2 separate regions of the Mus musculus genome follow, and region 2 is linked to region 1. The links are chromatin loops, found by intact Hi-C in ENCODE. Cell type or tissue: heart. All regions are shown on one strand. Each heading gives the region's core, and the rest is flanking DNA. Links, peaks and the distances in the headings are about the cores only. Region 1 holds the start of Glb1l (galactosidase, beta 1-like). Region 2 holds the start of Cnppd1 (cyclin Pas1/PHO80 domain containing 1).

The links. Hi-C counts contacts between places; a loop is a spot of excess contacts. Peaks named below come from ENCODE experiments on the same cell type or tissue, not always from the same donor. Only the 100,000 strongest peaks of a DNase experiment are listed, where the experiment ranks them.
Region 2: a loop joins it to region 1, with 3 times the contacts of the local background. A loop is called at or near these places in 4 of 42 quality-filtered maps.

What each region holds. Positions count from the first base shown.
Region 1 is chr1:75,203,338-75,219,267 of GRCm38, forward strand. Glb1l (galactosidase, beta 1-like) reads right to left here and starts at 7,418. Exons shown (of 17, transcript NM_029010.2): 1 at 7,254-7,418; 2 at 6,044-6,166; 3 at 5,719-5,885; 4 at 5,350-5,500; 5 at 4,982-5,042. The coding sequence starts at 6,103. Stk16 (serine/threonine kinase 16) reads left to right here and starts at 7,492. Exons shown (of 8, transcript NM_011494.5): 1 at 7,492-7,715; 2 at 7,903-8,077; 3 at 8,588-8,807; 4 at 9,263-9,396; 5 at 9,549-9,669; 6 at 9,796-9,891; 7 at 10,239-10,360; 8 at 10,477-12,269. The coding sequence starts at 7,992. The coding sequence ends at 10,615. Tuba4a (tubulin, alpha 4A) reads right to left here. Exons shown (of 4, transcript NM_009447.4): 1 at 15,856-15,930; 2 at 13,875-14,097; 3 at 13,490-13,638; 4 at 11,635-13,256. The coding sequence starts at 15,858. The coding sequence ends at 12,285. In heart, for the core only: no CTCF peak of the experiment used is centred there; DNase peaks (open chromatin) are centred at 6,134 and 7,484; H3K4me3 peaks cover 2,336 bases; H3K27ac peaks cover 1,575 bases; H3K27me3 peaks cover 654 bases.
Region 2 is chr1:75,133,865-75,149,794 of GRCm38, forward strand. Cnppd1 (cyclin Pas1/PHO80 domain containing 1) reads right to left here and starts at 8,847. Exons shown (of 10, transcript NM_026977.3): 1 at 8,779-8,847; 2 at 8,194-8,696; 3 at 7,552-7,639; 4 at 7,034-7,142; 5 at 5,957-6,038; 6 at 5,695-5,815; 7 at 5,483-5,611; 8 at 3,891-3,952; 9 at 3,462-3,579; 10 at 1,898-3,068. The coding sequence starts at 7,620. The coding sequence ends at 2,535. Retreg2 (reticulophagy regulator family member 2) reads left to right here and starts at 8,922. Exons shown (of 9, transcript NM_170755.2): 1 at 8,922-9,264; 2 at 9,505-9,611; 3 at 10,059-10,089; 4 at 10,440-10,575; 5 at 10,758-10,842; 6 at 11,096-11,239; 7 at 11,395-11,489; 8 at 11,816-11,951; 9 at 12,566-14,045. The coding sequence starts at 8,999. The coding sequence ends at 13,191. It overlaps Slc23a3 (solute carrier family 23 (nucleobase transporters), member 3), which reads right to left and starts at 26. Exons shown (of 12, transcript NM_194333.3): 1 at 1-26. In heart, for the core only: CTCF peaks have their summits at 8,913 (motif pointing left) and 9,133; DNase peaks (open chromatin) are centred at 7,777 and 8,817; H3K4me3 peaks cover 2,285 bases; H3K27ac peaks cover 2,128 bases.

The DNA of each region.
Region 1 (15,930 bases), core at 5,998-8,497:
CAAGAGAGCAGTGACTCTAAAGTTTGTATGTATGTATGTATGTATGTATGTATGTATGTATGTATGTATGTATGTATATATGTATGTATTTACATGTGTATGATCAGTGACTCTAAATTTTGTATTTATTTATTTATTTATTTATTTATTTATTTATTTATATGCCTGCATGTGTCTTTGTATCAAGTGTTTGGTGACTGCAGAGGAGGTCTGAAGATTGGCTTAGGTCCTCTGAAACTGAAGTTACAGTAATGAGCCACCACATGGGTGCTGGAAACCAAACCTGGGTCCTCCATAAGAGCAGTCAATGCTCTGATGTGCTGAGCCATTGCTCCAGCCTCAGGAGCAGTGACTCTTAGAGGAAACTCAGCACAGGAAACAGCAGAGTAGTGTTTCCTAAGACTCCATCTATGAAAAAGGCTAAACACATTATATGGAGTTATTATATAATCAGTTTGCACCTAAAAGTACTGTGAAATTTAACAGGAAAGTAATGTTTGACCTGTATAGAATCAGTCCATGCAATTTGCAATTTTATGCCTTAAATTCTCAACTCCTATTTATTCCTTTTAGAATCCTTCAATGACTTCGTGTGTGTTATCCTCTGACTTTTCCTCCCATCCTCCTTTCCCTAGTTGATGCTAACTTATGCCTCAATTCTTCATGCTCATGGTTTTTTTCTTTTCTTTTTTTTTTTTTTTTTGTTTGTTTGTTTGGTTGGTTTTGTTTTGTTTTGTTTTGTTTTGTTTTGTTTTTTTGGTTTCTCGAGACAGGGTTTCTCTGTATAGCTCTGGCTGTCCTGGAACTCACTCTGTAGACTAGGCTGGCCTCAAACTCAGAAATCCGCCTGCTTCTGCCACCACGCCCGGCTCATGCTCATGGTCTTAAATTACATTTATTTATTTATACACATATATCTGCCAAGGAGTGGTTTGGACCAGCAGAGAGCAGTAGGGATAAGCAGAGTGGTTAAATGAAGTGTCCTTGAGAGCAACACTGGTGTGCCTGTGTGAATAAATGTATGTGTCATAGCTTGTGTGAACAGCAACCGTTAGGAGTCAGTTTTCTCCTTCCACCATCAGGGTCTCAAACAAGGAATTCAGGTCACCAGGCAGGGTGACATGCATTTTCTCTCACACCTAGACTCTTCTTTTTTTTTTTTTTTTTCCCAGACAAGGTTTTCCTATGAAACCTGACTATCTAGGAACTTACTATGTAAATCAGACTGTCCTTGAACTCAGAGATCTGCCTACCTCAACTTCCTAGGGCTAGGACTAAAGGCTGGCACATGACTAAATCTTCATCTTAGCTTTTAACTTTCTCCAGAAAGCCCCTCCCAGCACAGGAGGAATAGGAATTCTAAGCCTGGACTACAGGAGAACCTGTCTCAAACAAACAACAACACTCTTATCTGTTGACCCATTGATAAGAATGGATCCTTTTGTTACACAGTCTCACTTCACAAGGGCTCTTTTAAGAGCTTTACAAAAAGTATTCTACATTTGTCTTTAATTGTTGCACCAAAGCCAGGATCCAATGCAGTTAGAGCACCCCTGACCACCGGAGGACCGAGCTTAGGAAACAGCAGTCTCTGGGGAGACTCTGTGAAAAGTATTTTAAAGAACATTTTAAAATTATTTTTTTGTTTCTTTTTTTGAGACTGGGTTTCTCCTTGTGACTCTGGCTGTCTTGGAAATAACTGTAGATCAGGTTGGCCCGGAACTCAAGAGACCCAGTTGTCTCTGCCTCCAGAGTGCTAGGATTAAAAGTGTGTGCCACCACCTTCTGACCATTTTTGAATTGTTTGCCCTAGATTTCCTGGACTTGCTTTGTATACCAGGCAGGCCTCAAACTTGCAGAGATCTGCCTGCCTCTGCTCCTGACTGCTGGGATCAAAGGCATGCCTGGCTCATTTTTAAATTCTTTTAAAAAAAGTTTTAAATTACATTTATTTAGTGTGTGTATGTGCATTCAAGCCATGACACACTTGTAGAGGTCAGAGGACAACTGTCAGAAGTTGGTTCTCTCCCTTCACCACAGGAATCCAAGGGCACCAAACTCAGGATGTTAGGTTTAGAAGCAAGTAGTTTTGCCTGCGTCTCATAAGTATATTTCTTTTTTGTTTGGGGGAGGGAGGGAGGTTTCAAAAGGTAGCCCTGACTGGCCTAGAATTTCCTATGTATACCAGGATGACCTCAAACTCACAGAGATTTGCTTGCCTCTGCCACCCGAGCCCATTAAAGGCATATACCGCCATGCCCAACTTGTTTTTTAAAAACCTTAACCCATTTAATTATTTTTCTTCTTATGTTTTACACAAAAGAGACCCATCCAAGAACGTATGATACAACTTTTATTCACTCAAAAAATATGCATGGGTGACTCTGCTTCAAGCACTGTCCTAGGTGGATAGGAGGAGCAGCGAGTAGAAAGAACCTCGGCTTTATGGGTCCCTTCTTGAGTGGACATAGGCAATAAATAGATGAGAAAAACTACATAGTGTGTTAGGGACAAGAAGAACAAGGCAGGAAAGGAGGCATAGGTTTATTATGGAATGCTCAAAATTTAGATGATGGCTGGAAGTTATCATTGAAGGAGATTTCTGCGGAAGCACCACATGCGAATGCCTTCTACACTGAGGCATTTGCATGTGGTGCTTAAGTATGAAGAACAGCAATGAGGGGGCAGTATGGCTGAGGCCAAGGAAGCAGGCAGCAACAGACACCAGGAAGCCAGGCCTAGGGCTGGGAGGCCAAGTATGTGGTTTGTTAGGGAGGTATGACTTGACCCGAGATAGATGTTTAAAATGTTTTCATAGAAGCCCACTAGTTGCTATACTAAAAATAGACTAGATGGGAGGAAAGGCCAACTAGGAAGAGCAAAGAGGATGCTGTTAAGAAGGCAGCAAGGGACCTGGGCGTGGTGGCACACGCCTTTAATCCCAGCACTTGGGAGGCAGAGGCAGGTGGATTTCTGAGTTCGAGGCCAGCCTGGTCTACAGAGTGAGTTCCAGGACAGCCAGGGCTACACAGAGAAACCCTGTCTCAAAAAACCAAAAAAAACCCAAAAAACAAAAAAACAAAAAAAAAAAAAGAAGGCAGCAAGGGGATGTTCACACCAGTAGGTGTCATCAGAAGTGACTGGAAATAGTTAAATTCAATGTTGTTGAGAGTCACACAGACAGGATTTTCTGATAGACTGAATGTAGGGTGACAGGAAAGAGAGTGTGGAGTGACAGGAGAGGTGTGAAGGGTTACACTGCAGTGTTTACAGTTCCGAGATGGGGAAACTCTAGAAACAAGTAGCTGCTTTGAAAGGCTGTACCAGAATCTCGGTTTCTGTTATATCATTGCACATTTTATTTGTCTAAATAGGGGTATGGGAGTTAATATGTGTGGAGAAGCCATGGGAAAGGTCCTAGGCAAAAGAGACATATTTGGGGGTCAACAGAGGTTAAATCTACCACACAAATGGATAAAATAACCTAGAAAAGAAAATTAGGGAAGAGATAAATCCAAGGACGGAGCCCTGGGACCATCCAGCCCTTAGAGGAATGGGAAATGAGGAAACAAATATGACTGAATGGTCAGAAACCTTGTGTGAGTCCAGGGCCAGACAAGTGAAGCATCATTAAAGAAAGAGTGAGCTTTGTGTTTTGTTTTTTGAGATAGTTCACTGTGAAGACCAGGCTGCCCTGAACTCTGGACCACTTTGCCTCACTTTCCCTAGTGTTGACATTTCAGGCATGCACCACCATGCTTGGCTACAAGAATGTATTTCAAAGACAGGTTGGCCAGTGGTGCCCAGTGCTGCTGACTAGTCACAGTAGTGAGGTCTGCCAGATCACAATAAAGCTGACAACTTGGAGATCACTTAGGCTGCATGTTGGGAGCCTGTTAACCTTCACATTTTAAATGGACTGCCCAGTCATCTGCACCTCCAGCCTCTCCCATTCTCCTCAATAACTGGTCTTGACTGGTCAGAAAATTGATTCCTTTTTTTTTCCTACCAGTGGCCCCCACCTGGCCCCCTCATCCAATAAAAATATGTCCACAAGTCTTGTGACTCTTTGATCCCAAGCCGTCTCTTAGGTCTGCCTCTTCTCCCACTTCCACTATCATCACTGTACTTAAGCACCGTCATCGTCACTCATCTACTGTAAGAATCTCCATTCACTTCCTCACTCTTGCTGTCTTTAGCCCATTTGCATGCAGGCTGAAATAACATTAAAGCAAATCCAGTTGTGGCATATTTCTGGGGAAATTTTCCAGTGGTTTTCTACTATGGTTGGAATAATCACAAAACTCCATCACGGGACTGCAAGGGCCTCTTCCATTTGCATAATTACCTCAGTAGGAGTTCCCTGGCACAGTCCTGCCTCCCTGACTACTACTCCAACCATGCTGGTCTACTTGCCTCTATCTGCCATGTTTCTTCCCATCCATCCCAGGGATGGAGCATTCAGCCACATTTTTCATTCGATTAGTGCTTTCTCTTCCACAGAAGCCAACTAAAACGTTATCTTCTCAGTGAGTCTCTTCTCACTACTCACTACCCTCAATACTTCTCATTATTAATTATCTCAACTCCTTACTCATATGGTTTTTGTACAGTATAGTCACAGTATATGATCTTATTTATAGTTTTGAAAAACAACTGTCTCTATTTCTCTCACTCTCTTTTTTCCTTTAATGTGATACAAGGTCTCTTGTAGCCCAGGCTGGCTTCCAACTTCCTACATAGAGGAGGATGGTCTTGGACTCCTGATCCTCCCGTCTCTACCTTATAAACTCTGGGATTATAGGTGTGTATCAGAGCCTCCTCTGCAACTCACACTACTGTACATTTTACTCTGCACAGGGACCAGGTCTTTGAGTTCCCAGTTTCTAGCATCCTGCCAGACATGAAGGAAAGAATAAATGTATGACCTCTAAGTGAGGGATGGCCTCTTTAGGTATTCAAATCTGTTGTCTTGACTCACCAGGATCTGAGGTTCTCAGATGAATATTAGGGTTTCGAAGCAACCAAGAGGGGAGACCTCCCTTAAGAAAAACATAAAGGCAACACATGAGCAGGTGGGGCGGCAGGGGGGGGGGGACACGGGGGGAGTCCCGGGGCGGGGGTTGACACAGGCTAGCTTCAGTCTTGCTGTCTCTACCTCCTAAATTCTGGGATTACAGGATAAGCCACCTTTTGAGCTACAGACAGGTTTTATCTGCTGTAAAGTGGGAGGCAAGGATGGTGGGAGTTGAGTATAGGGCTGGAAATGGCCCGTAGAGTGTGAGCAGAAAGGAGTTGAAACCCTCAGGAACTTCACCTTTGGTTCTGCCCTTCTCCCAACTAACTCACCATCTCCCACTCAGCACAGATGTAAGGTCCTGGTCTCAGAATAACCAACAGGTTCACTTTAGCTGCCTCATTCAGGAAGGCAATGAGGTCCCGGCTGCCATTAAAGTTATAGATCCCAGGCTCTGGCTCATGGTAGTTCCAAGGCACATAACTGAGAAAGGAAGATGTTAACAAGACCCAAAGGTTCCCTAGGAGACTCAGAACTTGCAGAGAAGCAGCTAGAAAGAGGTTCTGAGCCATTCTTTCTCACCCTTGCCTGAGGAGTCCTGGAGCTTAAACCCTTTCAAACCCAAGTCAGTTTTCCTGGGGAACCCCATTCTAAGGAAGAGGAAACCTCGCTTCCACAAAACTCTCGCGAGCACTTCTTACAACTGCACAGCGTTGAGGCCGCTCAACTGCATCTTGAGAAGCCGGTCGGCCCACAGAACCGGCGGTACTCGAAAGTAGTGCAGGCTGCCAGAAACATAGCGGAAGGGGACCCCATCCAGGAGGAATCTGTCATGTTCCCGATCCACAACGAAGGAGCGAGCTTCTGCCTGCAAGGGCGAAAGCCTGGCTCAGCAGAGGTCCGGAGTAAGGATCAGTGTCGGCCAAGTTTTAAAACTGGCCTTGTCGGTAGTTAACCATTTCTCCACTGCGGGATCCGTTTTCCTCTCCCCACACCCAGGCAGACAGTCCGACCCTTTGGGTTTACCTGGGACAGCAGCAGTAGGACCACAAGCCGCAGCAGCAGGGAAGGCAGGTCGGGTGGCATCTTCTGAGCTTACAAAGTTCTTCTATTCGGTGAGGGCTTTCCCACCCGTCACGTGTTGGATTCCTGGGAGGGAATCCGACATCAAGCAAAGGGGCGGAGACCACCTCAACTTTTCAGGCCGTTAACCCGGACTTTGCCTGTAGCCATCCACGGTCCACTAGTTTGTAAAATATTACTTCTCGAAGTGCTGAACCCGAATCAGTTCCATTAGCATCACCTGGGAGCTTGTTAGAAACGCAGAATCTCGGGTCCTACCCCAGACCTCTAGAATTAGAGTCTGTGCTTTAACAAACCTGCTCTTCTAAACTGAACTCTCGGAGGGCTGACAGGGTGTCTTAAATCTTCATGACTAGCAAAGGATCCGGCACATATCAGGTTAAATCTATATGCACGGGAGCAGTAAGGTTAAAACGGATTCAGAAACAGTGGAAAAACCTAGAAAATCTTCAGAGTGATCATGCTGTGGAAAGGGGTTACAAGAAGCCTGTCCTGGTCACTATCTTTTTTGGAGGTACACCCCTTTCCAATATATTCTGCCTGTCTAGGCAAGAGATGTGAAACAAACTGCATAGTTCATAGGCTTAGAAGTCTAATTTTCCACTTCTCCTGCCTTCACAGCCGTAGAAAATACTATTATTTCTGTTTATTGACACACATTGATATACGGCTGTTTCCAAAGTTGTACGAAAGACAACTCATTTAATTTTGAAACAACCCATGAAATAACTCTCATTCTCATCTTACACACGAGGAAAATGAAGGTTAGAAATAACAAGTAGCTGTCCAAAGTCACAACTAGCTCAGTAGAGCTGGGATTGGAACTAGTCAGTTTGGCCTCATAACTCACGACACTTAGCCGTAGGTACTGTCTTACAGCTGGGAAAAGTGAGGATCTGAAAGACTAAATAACTTGCAGGAGGCCACACAGCTAGGAGACTGTTAGGACCAGGTTTAGAAACGGGCACTCTAGTTTAAGGACACAGACACTAGCCAAGGCAGTGGAGTACAGGCTAGACCCCTGAGAGTGTTAAGGGGTCAGACCTCTTGGCATCTAAGGGTCAGCACCCGCCCTTCTCTGGTCCCTCCTCCAAGCTAGATTGTAGAAAGCCACTTTCTAACTCCAGCGCGCGGGAGCTATAAGACCTCCTACCTCTGACATTGGGAGACAGAGGTCCTAGGGGCCTCGGGCAGAGCCCTGCTTTGCTCCCCTTTGGTACTAGTCCCTGCGTCTTGACCCTTACTGAGGGCCAAGTGGGAACCCTCGGCGAGATAGAGAAACCAATACACCCCAGGTCTAGCCGGGCCCCAGCCTCTCACTTCCGGGTCCCCACATCCTCTTGCCGCCTCTTGTTGCTAGGATACAGCGGGCCGTTACTTCGACGCGGACTGATGATGTCATCCGGGCTTCCGGTCCCTGGCCCTTCGCACAGGCCGGAGACCGGTCGGTGTGGAGTTTGTAGTGGCAGACCCTGTGCTCGTTCCCGAGCGACGGAGGGTGGACTCGGCCAGAGGTGGGCTCGAGCCCCGCACCTCCTGCGCCGCCACCCCATGCCTGACGGGTGCGAGAGCTGGACCTGGCCGAAGGTGGGCCGGGGTTGAAAGAAGCGGCCTGGTAAGACGCAGCGTGGCCTGAGGCTTTGGGGTGCCAGAACTCAGCCTTCTTAGCGCTGGAGTCGCCAGGGCCAGTTTTCTTTAGACGTGAATATGGGTTCTTGGAGGTGAGCCTGAGCTCTCCTGGTTGGTACCTCCGTGGCTGTCTAGATTGTTCTTGAACCCGCGACTTGCTGTTTCCATTCCAGCATGACCCGCCGGGACCCCACCGCATCGCCTGGAAGAGCCCACTCTCCCTGGAAGGAAGACCATCCCTGAAGAGGATGACTGAGACGTTATGGGCCACGCACTGTGTGTCTGCTCCCGGGGAACTGTCATCATTGACAATAAGCGTTACCTCTTCGTCCAGAAATTGGGGGAAGGGTGAGTGTTTGGACGTCACTTAGCTAGACCCAGGTCGTTTAGAGACAGTGATAGAGTTGCAAGAGTGTTAGCCTTAGAGTCTACCCCACCTGACCGGTTAGCTGAACGGGTCAAGAAGTGGATTCTAGACTCTGGCCTCCTGGATCTACCTTGTGTGACCTTAAGTCAACTGTGGTTTCTTCTGCTTAAAAGGAGATGATTATAATGTCTCGCTGAGGGACTTGTGGAAACTCAGTGAGATAGTATATTCTTTAAAGCATGTCACCCAGTGCCTGACTCATGAGGACTTGAAATTAATTGAACACATTATGCTCAGACCAAAACCTCAGTGATTTCTGTGCCCCTGCTCTCGGGAAACGCAGATCCTAATGTCTTGAAACTATATGAGAGCTACATCTTGGGAGTGTTTCCACTCTGTGTAAGAGGCACTCCTCCCTAAGGGAATTCCTCTGGGTCCGAGCTATGTGAGAGATGACCATGGTCCTTCACTGTGACCCCTTTGGCCCACAGTGGATTCAGCTATGTGGACCTAGTGGAGGGCTTGCATGATGGACACTTCTACGCCCTGAAGCGGATCCTGTGCCATGAGCAGCAAGACCAGGAAGAAGCCCAACGAGAGGCAGAGATGCATCGCCTCTTCCAGCATCCCAACATCCTTCGCCTCATGGCTTACTCTCTGAAAGAACGAGGTGCTAAGCATGAAGCCTGGCTGCTGCTGCCCTTCTTCAAGGTCAGAGAAGCCTGTACTTACAGAGGGGATTGTAACATTGTGCAACCCCACCAGAGGCTCTGGGCAGGCAAACATAAACATTCTAGGAGCACATGCCCTGGTTTGGCCTTTTGTTTGTTTGTTTGTTTATTTGAGACAGGGTTTCTCTGTATAGCCCTAGCTGTCCTGGAACTCACTCTGTAGACCAGGCTGGCCTCGAACTCAGAAATCCGCCTGCTTCTGCCTCCCAAGTGCTGGGATTAAAGGCATGCGCCACCACTGCCTGGCTAGTTTTGGCCATTCTTAAGTTGGGGCTCAGAGGACTATAGGGTCCCCTGTGAACTTGACATCACACAAAGCCCCCAAAGGATCAGGAAGAGTGGCTATGGTAAAAGGGTGGGCAGACAGATACAAAATAGAGTCCTGGGAAGTAGAGGCTTGAAAAATGTCTCAGCACAGGGAAACTTGTATTGTAGAAAGGTACACTGTGGAATGAGATAGAAAGGCTGAAGGACCAAGGCAGCTTCCTGACTGAAGACCAGATCCTGCCGCTGTTGCTGGGTATCAGCAGAGGCCTTGAGGCTATTCATGCCAAAGGTTATGCACACAGGTCAGTGGGCGGGCCCTATGCATTTGATGAAGCCAGTGGGGAGGGAGCGCAGTGCCAAGAGAATTGGGGTTTCTCTGCACTTTCCATGGTGCTCCCTGGGATACCAGCTTCCCTGCCCAGGGCGCCTTTGGGTCATTTTCACTTCCCTCCAGGGACCTGAAGCCCACCAATATTTTGCTTGGTGATGAGGGGCAGCCAGTTTTAATGGACTTGGGTTCTATGAATCAAGCATGCATTCAAGTGGAGGGCTCTCGCCAGGCACTAGCTCTTCAGGTAAGAGAGTCTCCTGGTTTCTTTGGCCATCTCCTCCCCATCCCCAGATCATTCTGATGCATGCACCAATTTGGTCACATGATATGGCTTGTGCTCCACTTTTGAGCTCTGGGGACACTGTTCCAGGACTGGGCAGCTCAGCGGTGCACCATCTCCTACCGGGCACCTGAACTTTTTTCTGTGCAAAGCCACTGTGTCATCGATGAGCGGACTGATGTCTGGGTGAGGAGCTTGTGGGTGGGAACCTGGGTGGGGAAGGGTGTGGCTTTGTAACTCTTGGAGTACAGGGAAGGAGACCTTTGGTTTCTGTTGCATGGAACCCCAGAACCACAGGATGTCTCCACAACCGTCTACTTCCTTCCTGAGAACCATCACTGATACTGTTCTCAGGAAGCCGTGCAATCGTTGTGGCACTAGCTAAGCAGGGGCCACAGAGGCCTCCCTCCTGCCAACATGGTTCCTCTGGGTGAGGTTGGCATATATTTAGCTTACATGGTCTTCTTTTACCATAGCAATAAGGAGATAGATGACATTTTTCACCTTCCAGGAACTAACCAAATTATGCTCAGTCCCTAGGCTGTGTGCTTTATGCCATGATGTTTGGGGAAGGCCCTTACGATATGGTGTTCCAGAAGGGTGACAGTGTGGCCCTTGCTGTGCAGAATGAACTCAGCATCCCACAAAGCCCCAGGTGAGCAGGAAGAAGAGAGGGACGCCAAGCATTGTAGACTCTTGCTTAGATTTGGCCAATTTGGAATCTTAGCAGTTCTAGGTGGCCTTCAGTCCTCTGCCTTCCCCCTCCCACAGGCATTCTTCAGCATTGCGACAGCTATTGTCTTCTATGATGACTGTGGACCCCCAGCAGAGGCCTCACATCCCTGTCCTCCTCAGTCAGTTGGAGGCATTGCAGCCACCAGCTCCTGGCCAGCACACCACCCAAATCTGATCAAATCAGTGGACATATTGGGAAGATGACCTTGAAGTGGCTTTCATCCCTCATTGGAACTCCTTCCATTCTTCCAGGATGGCTCTCACAGCTAGTGGCAAGGATAGTGGGTCCTTGTATATTCTGCCTTCTTACCCCAATACCTGGGCAAGGAACCTAGGGTGAGTTGGGGGAAAATGAAACAGAAAATATGGCTCAAAGCTAGGCTGCTGGGTGCACATCTCATTCTGTCTCCAGATCTGGGAGCAGGAGAATACATAAAAAGGAGAATAAAGTAAAAACAGACCGTGTATATTTTAGGTCAATGTGTCTGGAGGGAAAGAATGAACTCTCTGCTTGCTATTTCCAAGGGAAGCTCCTGGCAAGAAGTACTGGTATGATGTCTTGAGGTAGATCTACTTCTTGAGTTCTGGCAGCAGGCAGGTCTTTTAAGCTGGCTTAGTCAAAACCAGAGAGCTTCAAGCTTGAGCTGGTTTCTGTCTGTGCCAAGAAGTGGGACCAGGGTCTCCTTGAAAGCACACTCAACCAGTTCTGTCATTCATTCCCAGGGTGGGTAGCTTAGAACAGCCCAGCTCCGCAGGTTTGCCAAGTCCATGTGACCTCTGGGTGGAAGCACACCGGGTCTTTTCCCTTCTTCAGCAGAGGACAAAGGGAGTGGAGCTGGCAGCCATTTTTTTCCAGTTTCCCTGACTATTCTAGCTCACACATGGTTAATAATTGATGAGGCTGGTGGCCTGTGGCAGTACCCAGCAGCCACTTCCTGCCCTATTTGCTGAGTAAACAGGCACCTGCCTTAGTTGGGTTTCAAACTTTCCTCAGGGAAGGGCACTGCTTCCCTGAGTCACCAGGGAGGGGAGACAAGGGCAGGGATGGTGCTCCTGTTCTGGAGATTCCACCCCTACATGCTGACGTCAACATGAGTCCTAGGGTGCCTATTAGTGAAGTATAATTTATCCCTAGGGTCCAGGCAGGAGGCTTCCACCCCGAGCAGAGGCTGAAGCCAAAAGAAAGCACAAACAGAGGGGAGACGACCTGACTTTTAATAGCATGGCTCCAGCCCCAGAAAGCAAGATAGACAGCAAGCTATGCAAAGCTGCCAGAGGTGCTGTGGCACAAACAACTAGATTGCCCTTGTTCCTGCCCATCCCCCAAGTTTGTGAGGTGGCTGTATGCCCGGGAACTTTGGGCCCGCCCAGCCCCCATTCCCAAATCCTCAGTGTTCAATGACGCCTGGGCCAAGCCTTCTAGAGCTGTTGAGTGAAGCAGCAGCAAGAAGAATAAAGTAGTCCAATCATCCAACACAGACTATCAGATATTTCAGAAAGTGAAGACTTGTATCTTGCAATAGCTTGTAGCTAGACAGACAGGTCCAGGGTTTGGTCCTTGTTTCTTTCCTATTCTGCGAGTCCTTAGGACCTTACATTGAAGTCCTTGGGTTCCTGCTTTCTGGGGCTCAATATGGGGCCCCCTTGGCAAGTCTCACTGTCAGCCATGTGAAGGTAAAATTAAAAGGTCACAAGCGGCCAATAGCGGGAGGTAGCAGCCAAAGCAGAAAGGGGGACAAGCAGAGGCTCAAGCAGTTACAAAGGGGACAAGAAACCATGCAAGGAGACTGTTTATTTCGAAAGGATTTTGCAATAAACACAGTGAACAGGCTCCAAGTAGCGGTCTACTCTTCTCCCTCATCCTCGTCCTCATAGGAGTCGATGCCTACTTCCTCATAATCTTTTTCCAGGGCAGCCATATCCTCTCGAGCCTCAGAGAACTCCCCCTCCTCCATTCCCTCACCCACATACCAGTGTACAAAAGCCCTCTTGGCATACATCAAGTCAAACTTGTGGTCCAGACGGGCCCAGGCTTCAGCAATGGCGGTTGTGTTGCTCAGCATGCACACAGCACGCTGCACCTTGGCCAGGTCACCCCCAGGCACCACAGTGGGTGGTTGGTAGTTGATGCCAACCTTGAAGCCTGTGGGGCACCAGTCCACAAACTGGATGCTGCGCTTCGTCTTGATGGCAGCTATGGCAGCATTCACATCTTTGGGCACCACATCTCCACGGTACAGCAGGCAGCAGGCCATGTACTTGCCGTGCCGAGGGTCACATTTCACCATCTGGTTGGCAGGCTCAAAACAGGCATTGGTGATCTCTGCCACTGACAGCTGCTCATGGTAGGCCTTCTCTGCAGAAATGACTGGTGCATAGGTAGCCAAGGGGAAGTGGATGCGAGGGTAGGGCACCAGGTTGGTCTGGAACTCTGTCAGGTCCACATTGAGGGCCCCATCAAAGCGCAAGGAAGCTGTGATGGAGGAGACAATTTGGCTGATGAGGCGGTTGAGGTTGGTATAGGTTGGACGCTCAATATCTAGGTTACGGCGGCAGATATCATAAATGGCTTCGTTGTCCACCATGAAGGCACAGTCTGAGTGTTCCAGGGTGGTATGGGTGGTCAGGATGGAGTTGTAGGGCTCCACTACAGCCGTGGACACTTGGGGGGCTGGGTAGATGGAGAATTCCAGCTTGGACTTTTTGCCATAGTCAACAGAAAGCCGCTCCATCAGCAGAGAGGTGAAGCCAGAGCCGGTGCCCCCTCCAAAGCTGTGGAATACTAGGAAGCCCTGAAGTCCTGTGCACTGATCAGACTGAAAGGCAAGGAAGAAAGAGCAATATAGGTAGGGGAAAGGCCTGAGGAATTTTCTAGTTTTGTAAGGTCTAAAGTATCTCAGATGTTAGGACAAAGTCTGAATATCCCCTAACAGCATCAATTTCTGAGACACAACTAGTGATCATCCTAGAAATGGATCCGAAAAAAATACTTTTCCTGAGCACAGAGTCCAAAGCTCCCTCCTCCCTGCCAGGCTGTATGTAGTCTCACCAGCTTGCGGATCCGGTCCAGCACTGGGTCGATGATCTCCTTGCCAATGGTGTAATGACCACGGGCATAGTTGTTGGCTGCATCTTCTTTCCCAGTGATAAGCTGCTCTGGGTGGAAGAGCTGACGGTATGGGCCATTTCGGATCTCATCTGAAAAACCATATATCACATTGCAAAAACCACCTGACTCTGCTCCTTCCCCCTCCCCACCCACTGAGTGGCAGCTGAAGCCAGATAGATAAAAGAGCTAGCTCATCCTTCTGCCAGCATCCATCTTCAGCTTCAAATAAACCAAGAGGCTTCAAAGATCACAAAAACCCAGCCAAGACATTCTTCAAGAGACACTCCACTTTCCTCAAAAGGGGACCCCTCCCCCCCTTGCTCACCGATTACAGTAGGCTCCAGGTCCACAAAGACTGCCCGAGGCACATGTTTTCCAGCTCCAGTTTCACAGAAGAAGGTGGTGAAGGAGTCGTCCCCTCCACCAATGGTCTTATCGCTGGGCATCTGCCCATCAGGCTGAATCCCATGTTCCAGACAGTAGAGCTCCCAGCAGGCATTGCCCATCTGGACACCTGCCTGCCCCACATGGACTGAAATGCACTCGCGCTGAGGGATACAGAGAAGGTCACAGCATAAGTCCTTACCCACAACTACCCACTTCATTCGGTTCTTTCTCACCCTTTTGCCTATTGGCTGAGATTACTCAGTTGGTAAAAGTATGGTAAGGTTGGGACTCATGGTGGTCAGAAGCAGCTGGCAGCCTCTCCAGTCTCCTCAGCACAGGGCTCCCCAGACTGGAGGTAGCCAGCAGGGCAGACCAACCCCTTAGCCTACTTCTCAGTAGAGAATTTACCAAGTGAGAGCTGTATAATCCTGTTACATCCACAGGATACACAGGACAGAGAGGACATGCACACCTGACAGGCAGGGCTTCAGCAATTATAATAAGGGTGCAGGGAGAGAAAGACACAGAGAGGGATAGACACCGAGAGACAGAAGACTTTCCAGTTGCTTCCAGATCGTGCAGCGTCTAGAAATATGTTTTATAGTTTATAGCCAGCAGCTTCCTCCCTGGTTAATCTTTGCCTTGAAAATTCTCACAACCCTCTCCCCTTCTTTCCTGTGGGCAAAGAGGTGTCTCAACCTTCCATCTGGTATCAACTGACCATTCTGGCCTTCAGGATGCTAGAACCTCCACTTTTAAGTTCCATCTGGCCCTGAGGGATCAATCCCATCTGGCTCCTCTCCCCACCTCCACCCTCACACTCTGCGTTGCTTCACCACCTCCATCCTCGCCTCAGCCCACATGGAAATAGCAGCGATAATACGGGTAAACGCTGACGGCAGGGGCAGGCAATACAGGTATACATACTGGAGCCCTGGCAACTTAAGGCTACATCTAGGTGGTCCATAATTTAACCCCTGCAACGCCCAGGTCTATAGAACCTGTGCGCCTCCCTTTTCACAACCAAATGGCGCGTGGGGGCGGGGTGGGGCACGACAATTTCTAAATACCCAGAAAAGGAAGTGGAACCTGCTAGGAGGCCCTTGAGGAAACCCGCCTTGCTGCACAAGCCAGGGGAACGCCATCTGTACCTGGGCCCTACGTCTGCTCTCCCACTGGAGTCTTTCCAGTTACTTCCCAGTTGAAAGCTCGGGTTGGATTTCTGCCCCCGCTCCGGGCTATAAATACAAACCCCTTCATACACCTCTCTCCCTTCCCCCGCCACCTGGCCGAGGCCGGGGCTGTCGATCAGCGCCAGCTGTCTCTGCCTGTTCTCCGAGCACCCGCGAGCACCCGCACTCGGGTAGGAGGGGCCCGCTGGCCTCCCGAGACCGAACCCCATTCCCGCCACCCCTCCTGGCTCAGGAGGGGGTGCTGAGTCATGTGGGGGGTGTAGATGGGAAGAAGGCACACGGAGGAAGACGGGGTGCGGTACCAAGTAACCCCTTAAACCAACCGGCGCCAGGCACGTGTTCGGTCAGTTCCAGGGACTCACTCAGGGGGTATGGGTGGCGGGGGCAGCTGAGCAGGTCTTCTGCTGCCGGAGGAGAGCACTGGGTACGGAACCTCGTGACTCCCCTCAGGAGGGTTGGAACACAGACGCTTGGTAGGGCAGGAGGACACTACAGAAGGGCTCCTCTCTGCTAGTGAAACACCCTCCCTCAGTCCCCAGCTTCTGAAGGTGGACAACACACTAGGTCAAAGTCACCGGGAGAGGTGGGGGAAGTGCAAAACTCTTACATCTCCTGGAAACTCGGAATGCTAAGGAAAGGGTCTTCAGATCTCTAGTGGAAGGTTCCCCCAGAGAAGCGGGACATTTGTTTATAGGACCGGAGAGATCCTGGCGGGGCCTCACTCACCATGATGAGTTTGGGCTGTACGTCTCACGTAGAGTCGGGGTCACGGGTCTCGGTGAGATCTGCGGAGCTGCAGTG
Region 2 (15,930 bases), core at 7,577-10,076, 68 kb before region 1:
ACTTGATTGCGTCTTGGCTGCCCCAGGCTAGTTGAATAAGGAGTAAGAGATCAAGAGTTTGGGTGGAGTAAGCTGCCTACGTGGGTGGGGAGTCGGGGGTGTCAATGAAGCGGAGAGAAGGGATAAGGGTTTGGGAGCAGGACGTGGCTCTTTCACCTTTGCCCAGCTCTTGTGCAAATTCCATCAGCCATTAACCTAGCAGCTGAGTCCTGGACCCCTCCCTCAAGAATGTTCATCTATATCCACTGCTTCTAGACCAGGCTCTGGAGATGAGGGTTAGGGAACATCTATCAAAACAGTCTGAGGAGATTGTGCAAGCTACCTCTTGTCATCAACACTGAACATCGCTTCAGTTAGGTACATATTTTTCAGCCAAACAAGACATGCCCCAGGTCAGTTCAAAACAAAACCTGTGTGTAGAACGCCCTCATCCCTTATGACAATGACCACCGTAGATAACGAACTCGGTGTAAGGCAAGAGCACTTGACAGCAATGTGTATTACAAAATGTGAATGGGCACAAATCAGAAGACAATGGAACGGTCTGCTGCCCACACCCATAAATAGGATGCTGTGGATGTGACAGCTACATTGCCAGCCGATAATGACACTTTACTGGTAACTCAGATGTCATAGCCATTGGTGGACCTGGTTTGCTATACTAGTGAGTGAACTTCTGGAAAAACATTGAACAAAGTATATTTATTTACTTTATATTTCCCTGCAAACTGAGGCTATTATTTTTGAGATTATCATTACATTATTTCTCCCTTCCCTTCCCTCCCTCAAAAACCCTCCCGTATGCCCCTCCATCTCATTTTTCAAACTCATTGCCTTTTTCATTATTACATGAACATATACATGTACATGTTTCTAAATGTAACCTGTCAGCTTGTATAGTTATTCCTATGTATGGTTTCAGAGCTGACCATCTGATATCGGATGATCAATCAGGATGCTATCTCTGGGGAAGGCAAACCCTCCCACTCGAAGCACTCCTTAGGTACCTTTGTGTTGGGTTGAGGCCTCAGGTTTCTTTTTTCTTTCTTAATGCACAAAAGTGTTTACACTTAAAATATAACATTAGGATTGGGTAGGGTTGGTGGCACATGCCTGTATCCTGCCGTTCTGAAGGCAGATGTAACCAGATAGCAAGTTGCAAGTACCAGATTAGCCTAAACCTCATGAGACCATTTCCAAAAGCAGGTCCTCCAGGCTCAGATTTTCATATATGTGATGATGTCTTGGGAATTGTTCATAGTAAAGGAGGTTTTAAGCCCTTTAGGATATCTAAGCATCCCACTCAGGCTGGGGGAAAAAAAAAAAAAGCCAGGAGAAACCTCAAAGGTTATGACAAAAGGTCAGTACATTTCTACAACGACCCCTTGGGGGCTGCAGCTCCACCAGTCCACAGACCTTTATTCCCAGCCCCCACACTCCCTAGGTGATCTTTAGCAGCCGGCGACAGGTCCACATACACCAAAGATGGTTCTTCCAGTGATGACTCAGCTCTGGTTCTTCAGCACCAGCTCCTTCCGTAAGTCACCTTGCTGAAGAGGTCAACAGAGCTTGGATTCCAGCTCAACTGGATGTGTGGTTTGAACCATAAGGATCCACAAGGCTGGTACCCACCCAGGATATATGACACAGACAGGGCTTTCCCAGGCCTGGGAAAGTCACCACTTGTACCCCATGGCAGGTCACATCCAGCAATTTCAGGGCCCCCAAGAAGTAGCAGCAGGGATGCAGGAAAGCTTGAAACAGGAACCACTAACTATTAGGAAGTTCTAAAGCAGCTCAGAGCAAACGCCTACATAGTGATTACAGGGCTGTGCATCTGACCTGGGAGGCAGAGGAGGGATAGGAGATCAACAAAGAATGCTACAGAAGGAAAAGGCCAGGCCATGCAACAGAAACTGTTTATTGAAACCTCAATTCTATAAAAGCGTGAAAAACCCAGATACAAAGCAGTGGTAACCAGAGAGGCCTGTGAAGAGAACACCCAAAAAGGCAGAGTGGGAAGCCTTGGAGCAGGATGCTACGGTTGGAAGACAAAGGGACAAGGTTAGAGGACCCAGCAATTCTTGGCTGTGACAGGGAGCTTCCTGGTCCTCAGCAGCTCTCATCATGGTTCTCAGCCTCAGAGACATCACAGAGACCCACATCAATCCTCTCCTCCGCTTCCCACACTCCCACCTTTACCTTTCCATCTTTGGAAACTTCAAAACAAAAAATCTACTTCCCTAGGCGTGTGGAGGCAGAGAGATAGGTGGTTCTCTGTCATCTGTGGCATGCCTCTGGTCACTGAGCTGACACTGTCCCAGGCACCACTGGTGTCCTAGCCTGCTAGCCAGACTCTGAGGTCTAGGAGAGTGAACGACCTTGTAATGCCCCCATAATCCCTTATGCTCCTACCCAGGAGGACAGGGGACCAGCCAAGGGCCCAGAGAGGTAGCAAAAATCTAAATCAAGTTTTCCTCTTCCAGGTTCTCAAGGACTCCCACACCCTCTCAATGTACTCCTCACAGCCCTACCTAGCCTGGGGAAATGACAGACTTGAGATGAGCCAGCTCCATGACACTAAAAAGCGAACACTGCTGGGGCTGGAGAAATGGAGGGGCCACTGGGCTCCAGAGCCAGGGTGGGGCCAGGCCGCGGGCATGGTAAAGGGGGCGGGAAGGCCCAATAGACACCGTTTGGTTAGTGTGGCAGGCACGGCAGTTTGGGGGGAGTCTCTGGAACTTCTGGCAAAGGGGACATTTGTGGAGAGGAGTAGGAGGGGCAGGAGGGTCTGGGGGAGGTCTCAGAGGGGGAGTCAATGGGGCCAGAAGACTGCCCCAGAGTGATGGCAAGTCTACACTGCCTTCCAGGCAGCTGGAGACATTAGTCAGGCACTGTGACACAGGGGCAGGTACGCAGGGCTGCACGAGGCTCTTGGAGACCAGTGTGAGTTCAGGAGGACCTGGTGAGGGGCTGGAGGACAGCCCCAAAGACTGGTGTATTACAGCCACTGATGCTACAGCTAGGGCCACGCTGCTCACATATGCCACAGCTAACAGGCAGGACAGCTGCAGGAGAAAAGATAAAACAAACAGCAGGCTGTTGATTATCTGTCACTACCCCCTACTAGTCTCTCAAGTCACACTTCTCTGTAACTTCCCTTGCCTCCTCCACCCTCCCATCTAGTCTCAACTTCTTCTGAGACCTTTAGAATTTGCTTTTCTTTTTTTTTCTTTTTTCTTCTTTTGGTTTTTCAAGACAAGGTTTCTCTGTGTAGCCCTGGCTGTCCTGGAACTCACTCAGAAATTCACCTGCCTCTGACTCCCAAGTGCTGGGATTAAAGGCGTGCGCCACCATGCCCGGGTCAGAATCTGCTTTTCAACACAAACACTCACACACAGGGTCTCATGTGTGCTTGTCCAAGCCTACTCAAGCCCCTCTTCCTCATAACCCCTTCTCACCTTTACCAGCCGCTGGCAGAGGGAGCCCAGAGCCAGCTGCCACGTTGGCTGCTCCAGCAGCACACACAGGTCTGTGTAGGTGTACCAGCCCCGCCGCCGTCCTTGCTGCTCAGCCACACTAATAGGAAGGAAGGGACAAGGGGTCAGGGCCTCTCTGCAGCTAGCCCAGGGCACCTTTATACCTTTCAGGACCCATCAGAAGACACTAAGGAGTTGACTGAATGCACAGATCCTTAGGCTACCCACTGATTCAGAAGGTGAGACCAGGACCCAAGTTGCTCATACCACCAAAGGGAGGCAGAAGAGTTAGGCAATGACCACTTTGAGCAATTCTTTCTCCCAGATATACAGATCTTATCTCTAACTCCAGTGGCATTTGCCTAGGCCTCTAAATGCCTCAAACTCCTCTTACTAGTTCCTGGAACTCACCAGCTCTCCAGCCAACTTAGCACCTCAAAGATCTCCCGAGGATCAGTGTAGAGACGCCAATCCTGTGTGAAAAAAGACAGGCATGGTAATTTATTCCTATGATACCAGTACTTGGAAGATTGAAGAAAGTTACAAGTTACAAGCCAGCTTGGGCTACAAAGTGAGTTCTGGGCCAGCCTGAGCTCTAGTATAAGAATACCTCAACAAACCCTAAGTAAGTAAGAACAGGAAAGAGCTGCACTAATGTTAGCCACAAGGCACACTGACCTGATCAGAGCAGCTACACCACCAGCCACAATGTGCTAGCCACTCTCCGAAGAACCTGCGCATACTGTATCATGCTATCACCACCTACCTGACCTCCAGTTATCCCCTCTATAAAATGCAAGCAAGAAAATAAACCTAAGAAGGTCAGTGTCATATGGAGCTCAAAATCCATGGCAGAAAAAGCTTGATAGCAAATATTCAGAGGCCTGCAATACAGGTTCTGCCTCAAAGTATGTCCTCGGAGAAAGGAAGAAAGCCTCTACTTTGAGACTCATTGCTTCAGGAATCTCTAGACTAGTCCTGAAAGGACAGGAAGGGGAAAGCCTACAAAAAAAAAAAAAAAGACACAAGAATAACAGACATACAAAGTCAGGTGCAGTACATATATCTATAATCAGCATTGAGAGACAAAAACAGGAGAAGCTACAGGAGGCTCATCACAAAGTCAAGACCAACCTTGTCTACACAGTGAATGCTAGGTCAGCCTGATTTAAAAGGTATTCATTAAGAGACAGGGTCTGACTATGTAGGCCTAACTGTCCTGAAATGGACCAGGCTGGCCTCAAACTCAGAGATCTGCCTGACATTAAAGATTGGTGGCTATCTCAGTAAACACCTTGTATGTAAGCATGAGAAACTGAGATTTCCCCAGAACCCATGTAAAAGAAGTGGACATGACAGCACGCACTTATAATCTCAACACTACAGAACCAAAGACAAGCAGATCCCCAAGACTCACTGGTCTGCCAGCCAGCCTAACCTACTCCGTGAGTACCAGGCTAAATAAAGAGACTTTCAAAAAGCAAGGTAGACAGGCCCTCAGGAGGGGCTGGCAAGATGGCTCAGTGGTTAAGAGCACTGACTGCTCTTCCAAAGGTCCTGAGTTCAAATCCCAGCAACCACATGGTGGCTCACAACCACTCATAAGGAGATCTAACATCCTCTTCTGGAGTGTTTGAAAACAGCTACAGTGTACTTACATATAATAAATAAATAAATCTTTAAAACAAAAAACAAGTCCTCAGGAAAACACTCAAGGTTATCTGGTACACAGAGAGAGAGGGAGAGAGAGAAAGAGAGAGTGGGAGAGGGAGAGAGAATGAACAAGAACAGAAAGCTGAGAGAGAACAAAGAATGAAGGAACATAAAGACAGACGAGAAGCCGAGTAGCAGTGGTGCACACCTTTAATCCCAGCACTTGAGAGGATCTCTGAATTCAAGGCCAGCCTAGTTTACAGAGAGAGTTTTAGGACAGTCAGGGCTACACAGTAGAGAAACCCTGTCTGGAAAACAAAACAAAGGCAGATGAGAGAAGACTCACTCACCATGGCACTCAGGAAGCTCCTTTCCAAGGCATTGAGGGTGGCCACGGCGACTCCCCCAGCTGCCCCCCATTCGTCATTGAAGACCTCCTCTTCCTCCCCTTCATCATAAAGGTATTTACTGGCCACCATCTGCAGAGAAGCAGGAATTAGCATCAGCTGAGTTCATACCTGGTGCCTGGCTCACCGAGAAGATAAAGGGAGCAAGTACTTACCATGGAGATCAGAAACAAATCAGAAGACGACACGTGCTGCAGATAATCTGGGTTTCGGTGCCGGAGCCGCTCAATGTACACCAGAGCTAGCATCATAGCACAAGGGGAGATACAAGCCTCTCTGGGAGGTAGAAAGGATTGGTAATTAAACCCAAGAGTCCTTCAGTTCTTCAGACTCTCAAGATTCTCATCACACTTTCTCTTAGAGACAATAACATCCCACAAGCCCAGTCTCATTCTATCCCCTTGATCCCAGGCTCACCGGGACACATGGGCTACATATTTTTTCTGGAGTCGGCGAATAGGACTGGGTGCTGCCTTCTGAAGAAGTTCCACAGTAATGTCTGCAAGGAGATAGAGGAGCAGAATAAGCAACTGCAACACATACTGTAGTCCCCACTACTGTCAGGGAAGACCTAGGTGTGAGGCCCTGAGGACAGGACTGTCAAAAAAAACTAGAAATCAAATTCTGCTAAGACAGGAGGGAAGGCATGATGAAACACACCTGTAATCCCAAAACTCAAGACATAAGGCAGGGGGATTACTACAAGGTGGAGGCCATCCAGACCTCTACAGTGAGTTCCAGGCTTCTGGGATCTACACAGTAAGACACTGTCTCAACCCTTCAGGCCTCGATTTCCCCACTATACCTCACCCCCAAATTCTAAGTGGATGAAAGCCCACTCTAAGGTTGGTCCTCAACTTTTTCTAGCAGAAAGGCTTCTTTTTCTTTTTAAAGATTTATTTATTTTATTTATATGAGCACACTGTAGCTGTCTTCAGACACACCACAGGAGGGCATCCGATCCCACTACATGTGGTTGCTGAGACTTGAACTCAGGACCTCTGAAAGAGCAATCAGTGCTCTTAACTGCTGAGCCATCTCTCCAGCCCAACACTTGTTTTTCTATTAAGTTACTCATGTTTCTCTTTCCCCAATGTTTATTTGAGAAGTATGCCTTATTTACTTGAGAAACATGTAACATGTATACTTAGAAAACTAAATTTCTGCCCTATAAATCACAAGAGGCAGCAGAACTTGGGCTATAGCTCTGTGGTAGAATGCCTGCAGAGCATACACAAAGCCCTAAAAATAAGTGACTGCAATTTATGAGCTGTTTTTACTCATGTGGGCTAAAAGAATTTGAAACATGGCCTGCATTGTCAAACCAAGTACCAACCAAGCTAGTTATAATGAGACACAGTGCAGCTCAGAGGGCAAACCTCCAGGCATTTGGGTGACTATGACAACCCAGTCCTCCAAGTTTCCACTTGCTCAGTCACACACACACACCACCACCACCACCACCACCACCACCACCACCATCACCAGTCTAACCTGCCACAGGGCTGGAGAGCTCCTCCAGGCTGCAGTCTGTCTCCAAGTCCCAGCCATAATAGAGTCTCCTTCGGATTCGAGCACTTAGCTTTTGGTGTCCTGGAAGGACCTGAAACAGGGCCAGGAGTAGTGGAGGGTGAAGGGCAGGGAAGGTTTGGTGGAAATCCTGGGTACTGACCCGGGCCTATACTCTACCCAGCCCAGAGTTCCCAAGATCATTTGTTAATGGCAGCCTAGTCTTGTCCACAGTGGGAGAAAGACAATAAGCCCGCTTCTGACATCACTGAGGGCTCCCAATAGAAGACTAGACAACTAGAAACCAGATGGGACCCCAGTCTAATCACTAGCAGTTCCCCTCTTATAACCTGAGGCTTTGCCTTCAGGCCCAAGTGGCATTGCTCTCAACAATAGCCCACTCCAGGGCATAACAAGTAAGAGAGCTCCCATTCCGCTCGGGTCTGGAGGAGAACGCCTGGGAGTTCTGACTCCCAGAGGCAGAGAACAGGCGGACCTCTCACCATGAAGTCTTGGAAACCGGTGAGGGAGAAGGCGCCTTCTTCGTCCAGCAGGAGCCCAGTCAGGTCCATCGCACTGTCAGCCGCCACCCTGCGAAGGTGGAGGGAAAGGGAAGGAATCGTAAGTGACCCCAGAGCCGTGCTCACCCGTTGGCCCACCTCTCCCGAAAGGGCCACCGCCCGACTGCGCGCAGCCTCCTCCCTTCTCGCAGGCGGCCGTGGGACGCCTCTTCCTGTTCCGCGTGCGACTGGGCCTCCCGGCGCCCGACGACAGGCGCGGCGCTCACCAGGCGAACCAGGAGGTACGAGGGCCAGCAGTGTTCTCAGCCCGTGCCGCGTTCGCTAGGCGTTTATAAGCTGCGGGAGTGAGTGTCACCGACGAGTCTGCGCGCCCGGCAGGAAGTGCCTCCTGCCTTGCCCAACCTGAGAGCTCCGGGTCTCCGGAGCTATGAGCACCGGGGGCAATTGTAATACGGTTCCCAGGGGACCGCGACACACCAAGGGTGAACGCGCTGACCAGGCTTTGTAGTCGTGGTACAGATAGTAACGAGCCTAACACAAAGGCAACGCGGCGAGTTGTTTCCTGGGTTTTAGGGAAGACGCACTCAATCAGCAATGCCCAGGAAAGATGAACAAGAAACTTACCGTAGGTGGGAGAACTGTGAACAAGGTGGGAGGGAATCTGTTGAATCTTTATGCCCCTTAGAAGTTTGAAACTGTAACACTCGAATACATACTGTATTCTGTATGGTTACTCCAGCAATTAAATGATCTCAAAAGATATAAAGCCTCAATGTACGATGTTAAACAGGTCTCCCCAAAGCAAACAGCGCCTGGATGTTTTATTTCCAAACACTCCTTCCACACAATTTGCGGCTGAGAGATTTTGGGAAGAGAGAGGGCCGACGCTCCAAGAAGGAAGAAACAACTTTTCGAAGTTGGTGAAGCTGCTTTGAAGTCATTAAAGTCACGCGCTGGTGTTTGTTTATCCGCTGAGGGGAGGGGACTGGAGGCGAAGAGGGTTGAGTAATGGGGATGGCACCGCCCTTCCCGATCCCAAGCAGATTGTAGTCAAGATCCTGGGGGCCTGAAAGCCCACTCACTGCCTCTGGGCAGTGCCTCACGCGACAAAGAGGTCTCCAGCCGCCCTGTAAACACCGGGAGAAGACCTCAGGCCTCGCAGCCTCAACGCCCGCCCCGGATCACCCCTCCAGCACCCTGGAAGCACACCTTCGTGGGTGCAGGATCACGACAGCGGCCAACGCGCACGCGCGGGCGTCCCATCCGGGCTGTTAGGGCACGTCACGTGGCATCGCGCTTCATCACGTGACGCTTGACCGCAGGTTTTTTTGCTCGCCCGTGCGTGCGCCCCCTTCCGTCTGACGCGCCCCCGGCGGCGGCCGCGCAGCCCTGGCTCCTCGCGGGCTCGGGCAGCGGCTGCGGCGCGGTGATGGCGAGCAGCGGTGGCGGTAACACCGGCGCGGGTGGCACCTCGGGGCTGGGCCTGGGCCTGGGGCTGAGCCTCGGCATGGGTGAGGCCACTGGCGACGCGGAGGAGGAGGCGGCCGCAGCCGAGGCAGTGGGACGTTTAGCTACGTCCCTGTGGCTGCGGCTCCGCGGCTGGGAGGCGGTGCTGGCGGCCGCACAGCGACTGCTGGTTTGGGAGAAGCCGCTGCACAGCCTGGTCACGGCGGCCACACTCAACGGCCTCTTCTGGTAACGGCCACGGAGGAGGGGGCGGGGCCGGGCTGCGCGGGAGAGCGGGGGCGGGAGGACCGGGTGCTCCCTCCCTTGGAGGGCTGTCAGCGTCTGGGGCGGTGATCCTGCACCAGGTGGCCCCATTTTTTAGTCTCTTAGTGACTGGGTGAGGCTTAGAGGGCCATCTCCCCATCCATGGGTCTTTCTGTGATTTTCGATGGATTTGGGAGCCTCAACTGAGATGCCTGTCTCCCTAAGGTTGTTGTCTTCGTCGTCCCTCCGGCCCTTCTTCCTGCTCAGCATCTCACTTTTGACCTATTTTCTACTGGATCTCTGGCATCCTCGCTTTCTCCCTGACGTTTCAGGTGAGTTTCTTCATTCCACATGCACTGTATGCACCTGCTCCGTGCATCACCCTGCTACTTGAGGGGAGGCACAGGAAGGCCATTTATCTCCTAAGGCATCCTGTATGCCCTTCCATCGTTTTTTTTTTTTTTTTTTTTTTTTTTAAGAAAATTGCCTGAAATGAGAATTGTTTCTTTTCCAAAATTAATGTTCTTGTGAGTTTAGTAGTCAAAACTATATAGCATTTAAAGCTGGGTTCAGAAACAGCATATCGTACACCTTGTAGTTGGTGGGTAAAGGGAATGCTCTGGACTTCACATAGTGGTTCAGGCCTGGAAGCGAGAGACAGAGGGATTACTGAAAAATTGAGACCAAGAATGTTAAAGAGAGGCAGCTCTTTCTGACTTTGGATCTGTCTCTAAGTGCTTCTTGTATTCTTAACTTACCCCACACCCTTTTCTCCATAGCACCACCCCCTGAAGAACCACACTCTGACAGGTGAGTATAGGCCACCTTTTAAAGAAGATGCCCAAATGTGGTCTGCTTGCTGTGCTCAGCTCAAAGAGGAGCAGGGCTGTGGCTTGTGCAGGCATAGGCCCAGTGTAATGAAGGGACTTACAGCAAGCAAAAGTATGCCTGGCTCTAGGCTTCTTTGTATGCAAACGCTGTGTTCCTTCTCCCGTGGAGGTAGAGGGTTGAGTACCCTGGGAATTTACATCCCAGGATGAGGATGCCTTCCTTTGGGGGAGGTGGGGCCTCCAGAGTGAGATCTCATCAGCAGTCTCAAAGTGACTTGAGTGTCTTAGCTGGTTTCTGAGGCCTCCAGGGGTCATGTCATGTCTCCCCAGTGAGGGTGCGGGGTCAGGCGCCCAGCCGCACCTGCTGAGTGTGCCCGAGTTGTGCAGATACCTGGCTGAGAGCTGGCTCACCTTCCAGATTCACCTGCAAGAGCTGTTGCAGTACAAGAGGCAGAATCCAGCTCAGGTAAACCCCATCCTGAAATGGTTGCAGGAGTCGGGCTGGGAGAGAGTGACGCGTGCAGTGACTGTTGTAAATTTCCTCAACTGGTTCCCATTTTTTTCCACCACATGAATAGTTTCTCCCCTGGTGACTGTGCACATGGTGTAAGCCTGTGTTCTTCACTGCTCCTGTGCTCTTCCCTGCAGTTCTGCGCTCGGGGCTGCGCTGCCTGTGCTGTGCTGGCTGTGTTGGGACACTATGTTCCGGGAGTTATGATTTCCTACATTGTCTGTGAGTGGAGCTCATTCCTGCTCTTTCCAAAGCCCTGTCTAGTCTTCTTTTCCTGGGTTGACCCAAAGGAAAGACTGTGTTTTCTTTGTTAGTTACTCACCTGGGAGGAGGATAGCAGATGGGGGAAGAGGGTATCACTGCCTTGAGAAAGGATCCCGTCTTTGTTCAGACCTACCTGTTCAGGGGACAGTTTGGATGAAGGCTCCTGAGAAAGTGGCCAACTGAGCTCTGAGTGCACTTTCTTAACCCGTAGTGCTGAGTATCCTGCTGTGGCCCCTGGTGGTCTATCACGAGTTGATCCAGAGGATGTATACTCGCCTGGAGCCCTTGCTCATGCAGCTGGACTACAGCATGAAAGCTGAAGCTGATGCCCTGCACCACAAACATGACAAGAGAAGTAAGGGATTCTCTTAACCTGGATGGGGAGAGGCAGGGAGAACCTGTAGTGTATGGCTCATGGTGTGTCCTGGAATTGAAATCATTTCTACTTCCTTAGCCATATTTGTCACCACCGTTATCTCCGCTCATTATTGCCTGATTGCCCTTCTCTAGAGCGCCAAGGGAAGAGTGCACCCCCAGCAGGAGATGAGCCACTGGCGGAAACAGAGAGTGAAAGCGAGGCAGAGTTGGCTGGCTTCTCTCCAGTGGTGAGGTCCAGGGAAGATGGGATGTCAAATAGAAGGCCGAAGGGAAGTTGGGTATTGTGGTGCACACATGTAATCCTATTTGAGAGGAGGAAGCAGAAGGATCAAGAATTCAAAATCAGCCTGGTTTTTGTTATGAGCTTGACATCAGCCTGGACCACATAAGACCTCCTATGTCCAAAAAAAAAAAAAATGAAAAAGGCAAAGGGGTCAAGAATGTGTCTGCTTTAGAGTTAGAGCTACCAGTTCTCAAGTAGTTGGGAACCAGAAGGCTTGGGGGTAAAGTGTGCTTATCCCAGTATGTTGGATTCATCCTGGTTCTCTTGCAGGTGGATGTGAAGAAAACAGCCCTGGCCTTGGCTATTACAGACTCTGAGCTGTCAGATGAGGAGGCCTCTATCTTAGAGAGCGGCGGTTTCTCTGTATCTCGGGCCACCACTCCACAACTGACAGATGTTTCTGAAGGTATGAGCAGTCTTTTGCCTCTCTTTTATCTTCCTGCTCCCCAATACTGGGTTGTTGACAGCTGTGTTCTCTGAGTTCCAAAAATGCTTCCTGAGTTCCTGTATTCTCTAATTCTACCCTAAGCACCCAAGAACCTTAGTTCCATCCTCTTGCTTTGCTTTGTAGTATTTTTAGATCTTTTTATTTTATGTGTATGAGTATTTGGCCTGCATAATGTGTGTACACCATATGCATGCCTGGTGCCTGCAGAAGTCAGACGAGGGCATCTGATCCCCTGGAACTGGAGTTGCGGTTGGTTGTGAGCCACCATATAGGTGCTGGGAATTGAACCTGGGTCCTCTGCAGGAGCAGCAAGTGCTCTTAACCACTAAGCCATCTCTTCAGCTCTGCTTTGCTTTTTGAGAAAGGCTCTTAGTCTAGGCTTGCTTCGAACTCTCTTTGTAGCAGAAGATGACCAGAACTCCTGGTCCCTCCTCCCTACACCTTCCAAATGCTGGGATTACAATAGATATGTGCCACAGGGCCTGGCCTCCCAAGTTATGTACATGAACTTACTGACTTTTGTGGCCAGTTAGAGAAAAGAGCTCATTCTTAACCCTCTATTCTCTGCACAGATTTGGACCAGCAGAGCCTGCCAAGTGAGCCAGAAGAGGCTCTGAACCGAGAGCTGGGGGAGGGGGAAGAGACAGAGCTGGCCTCTCCTGAAGACCTGCTAAGTGCGCCTCCAGCCCTCTCAAAGCAAGCTTTGGACACCGAAGAGGAGGGGGCTGCAGACAAGGAAGCCTTGCTTCAGCTCTCATCCCCTCTTCACTTTGTGAATACGCACTTCAATGGGGCAGGGTCCCCCCAAGATGGAGTGAAATGCCCTCCTGGTGCACCAGTGAAGACCCTGAGCCCAGAGGCAGTGAGTGGTGACCTAATGGCTCCATCCAGCACCCTCTCACCCCAACTTTGCCTTGCTGAAAGTGGTCCAGTTACCCCCCTCTCTCCCTCTGTGCTCCCATCCCTTCCCCAGGACTCACCTCAACCCCTGGCTGCTCCTGAGGAGGAAGAGGCACTCACAACTGAGGACTTTGAGTTGCTGGATCAGGGGGAGCTGGAGCAACTGAATGCAGAGCTGGGCTTGGGACCAGAGATGCCTCCAAAGCCCCCTGATGTTCTGCCTCCTCCTCCCCTGGGGGCAGACAGCCATTCCCTGGTACAGTCAGACCAAGAGGCTCATGCAGAGGTTGAGCCATGAGCCATGGCAGAATGAGCTGCAGGCATACTAGGGCTTCCTAACTAGGCATGTCACATTTTCTCCTCTCCCTGTCACTCTGGGGAGAGGCACTATGTGGAAAAGCTGGCTGTCAGATGGAAGCCAGCCCACTCTGCCTGCCTGCCTGCCTGCCTGCCTGCTGTCCTGGGACCTGGTATAGTACCTGTGCCTAGGATTGGTTTTATGTCTGTAAATACTTTTCCATCTGAGTTAGTGGATGTGATGAAGGCTAGGGGCATCCTTCCGTAGCCTGCAGTTGCTTCCCTGCCTCATCCCTTGTCATTCTACTGTGTCCTAAGCCCTGGTGGTCGACCTTTTCTTTTTCTTCCTATCCTCAGGGACCTGTGCTGCTCCACCCTCGTGTCCCACTTGGTTGTTTAGTTGAGGCACTTTATAATTTTCTCTACTGTCCCACACTCCCGTTGGCTTTATTTCCCTGCTGTCTCCTGTCCTTTGCAGCGTGACCCCCACTCTTTGCCAACTCCTCCTTCCCACAGGCACTGGCCAAGCTTTAGGGCAGGTTCTCTTCTGAGGGAACTGGGTGGTGTCAGGCCAGCAGTGCTGTGCTTGGGTCACTGTCGCCTTGAACCTACACTGTACCCTTGTCCAGCTCAGCACTCATGATGCAGGACAGCAGGGTCCCCTAGCACTTTGCCAGCACTGAGGATGGCATGTTCTCTTCTCTTTTGGAGGCGAGGGACTTCCCTTCTGTATTAGGGGAGAAGAACAGAACCTACTCGTCTGGACCACAGTTGAGACTCCCTGCTAGGGTGTAAAGTGGATAGTAAGATCTGTGTAGGTGTTAACTGGAAAAATAAACTGTTGATTGGCTAGAACTGCTGCCTGTCTGCCTGCTTGTCTCCCTGTGAGCCACCTCCCATACTGCACTCTGTCCCCTCCTCACCCAGCACTGCCTCTCTTGGCTATTTTCCTTGTAAACAGCCAGAGGCAGGGATTATCCTGACAACCCTACCTGCTTCTCGGTCATACAAAGTGAGATTTAGCATGTGTGAATACATTACATGCAGGAGGAAATTGCCCTGTCTTCCCAGTCAGTGGGACATGGAGTCATGATAACCGTGCCTTTAATACTGTTTCTGTAAGTCATGTATCTACATGCTCACAACTCAATCTTAATTGTCTGTAGTAGGACAACTAACCAGCAGTGGTTATATAAGTTGGTTAAATATTTATATAAACTGGTTAAAGGCCAAGAGACTAGTATCCAAGATTTTTTAAAAGTATATGTTCTTGGCACTGTTCTTATTTATTTATTTATTTATTTATTTATTTATTTATTTATTTATTTCAGAGACAGGATCTCTCCGTGTAGTTCTGACTGGCCTGAAACACAGATCTGCCTGCCTCTGCCTCCAGAGTGCTGGGATTAAAGGTGTGCACCACCCCCTAGCTTATCTATGTGATTTTTATATACTAGTGTTTAACATGGGGCTGTTCATCAACTTTTAAAATGAATTGTCTTATTACTGAACAATAGTAGCTCACATTTGTAATCCAAGCACTTGTGGGGCTGAGGCAGGGAGATTGAGAGCTTCAGGCTGGCCTTGTTTACTGAGAGAGAAGACATTAGCTCAAAACAAAAGCCCACCACAATTAAAATAACTACTATCGACTCCATTTTTTTTTTTTAAGCACAGCTTAATTCCCTGAGGGCCACGCAGGCTGAATGAATGGAGCCATGATTCAAACCCAGTGAGTGATGCCAGCAAACACTGGAAGCTCCAATGGTGGGCACAGGCAGGAAGAAGCTTGGAACTGGAAAAACCAATCCAGCATCCTAGCTTTGTGGAAAGTGGACTCTTGGCTGCCCTTCTACTTTGGTGAACAGCGCAGAACAGAATAAATAGTTTGCTTAGTGAGTTCACTGTCCTCAACCTTTAGCTTCGGGTACAATGTAGCATGGTAATTGTCTTTGAAGATGACGTCTATACAGGTGTATCCTGATGTATCCCAGAAGTAAGAGACATTTCCTGAGAATCAGCAGTAAGTGAGGCCTGCTTCTATGCTGTTGAAGGAACATGAACTAATGCAGACATTTCCGTTTCTGAAGAAGTTTGGATTTAGAACTGAAACCCTGTAGCTGGATCAAAATATCAAAGTAGGTCAGCAGTCTGTGTTACCCCTTCACATTCACCATTGTCTGATGGTTTCTGCGGGTTTTGTTGGTGATGATTTTCACTATCAGATGTCTTGACCAGTTTGTGCTCACCAATGAAAAGCCTGAGAAGAAAAGCTTTTCCAGAGTAAAAGAAAAATGAGCAGAAATGTGAAACCCATTATTAGCACACACACACACACACACACACACACACACGCTCCTAGCACCCAGGAGGGGAAAGACTAAGGGACTGAGGATAGATTGAGGCCACCCTGAGCTATATAAAAGAACCTAACCCTTTAGAAAGGAAGGAAGGAAGGAAGGAAGGAAGGAAGGAAGGAAGGAAGGAAGGAAGGGCGAAAGGGCTACCAGAGGATGGCTTTGTGTATTGTGCTTATTGGCAAATTAGCAGACTTTGAGGTACCCAAGAGAAGACTACCAGAGGTTGGATATCAGAGGCAGAATTCTTGAAGGAACTGGGACTGTTTAGTCCAAAAATACTTAGTTGGGTTATACCAACAGCCTTCAGAGTTTTTTGTCAGAAAGACTTCAGAAGGCAGAAATTAATTATTTGGTTATGGATAGATAAAAATGCTAGATAA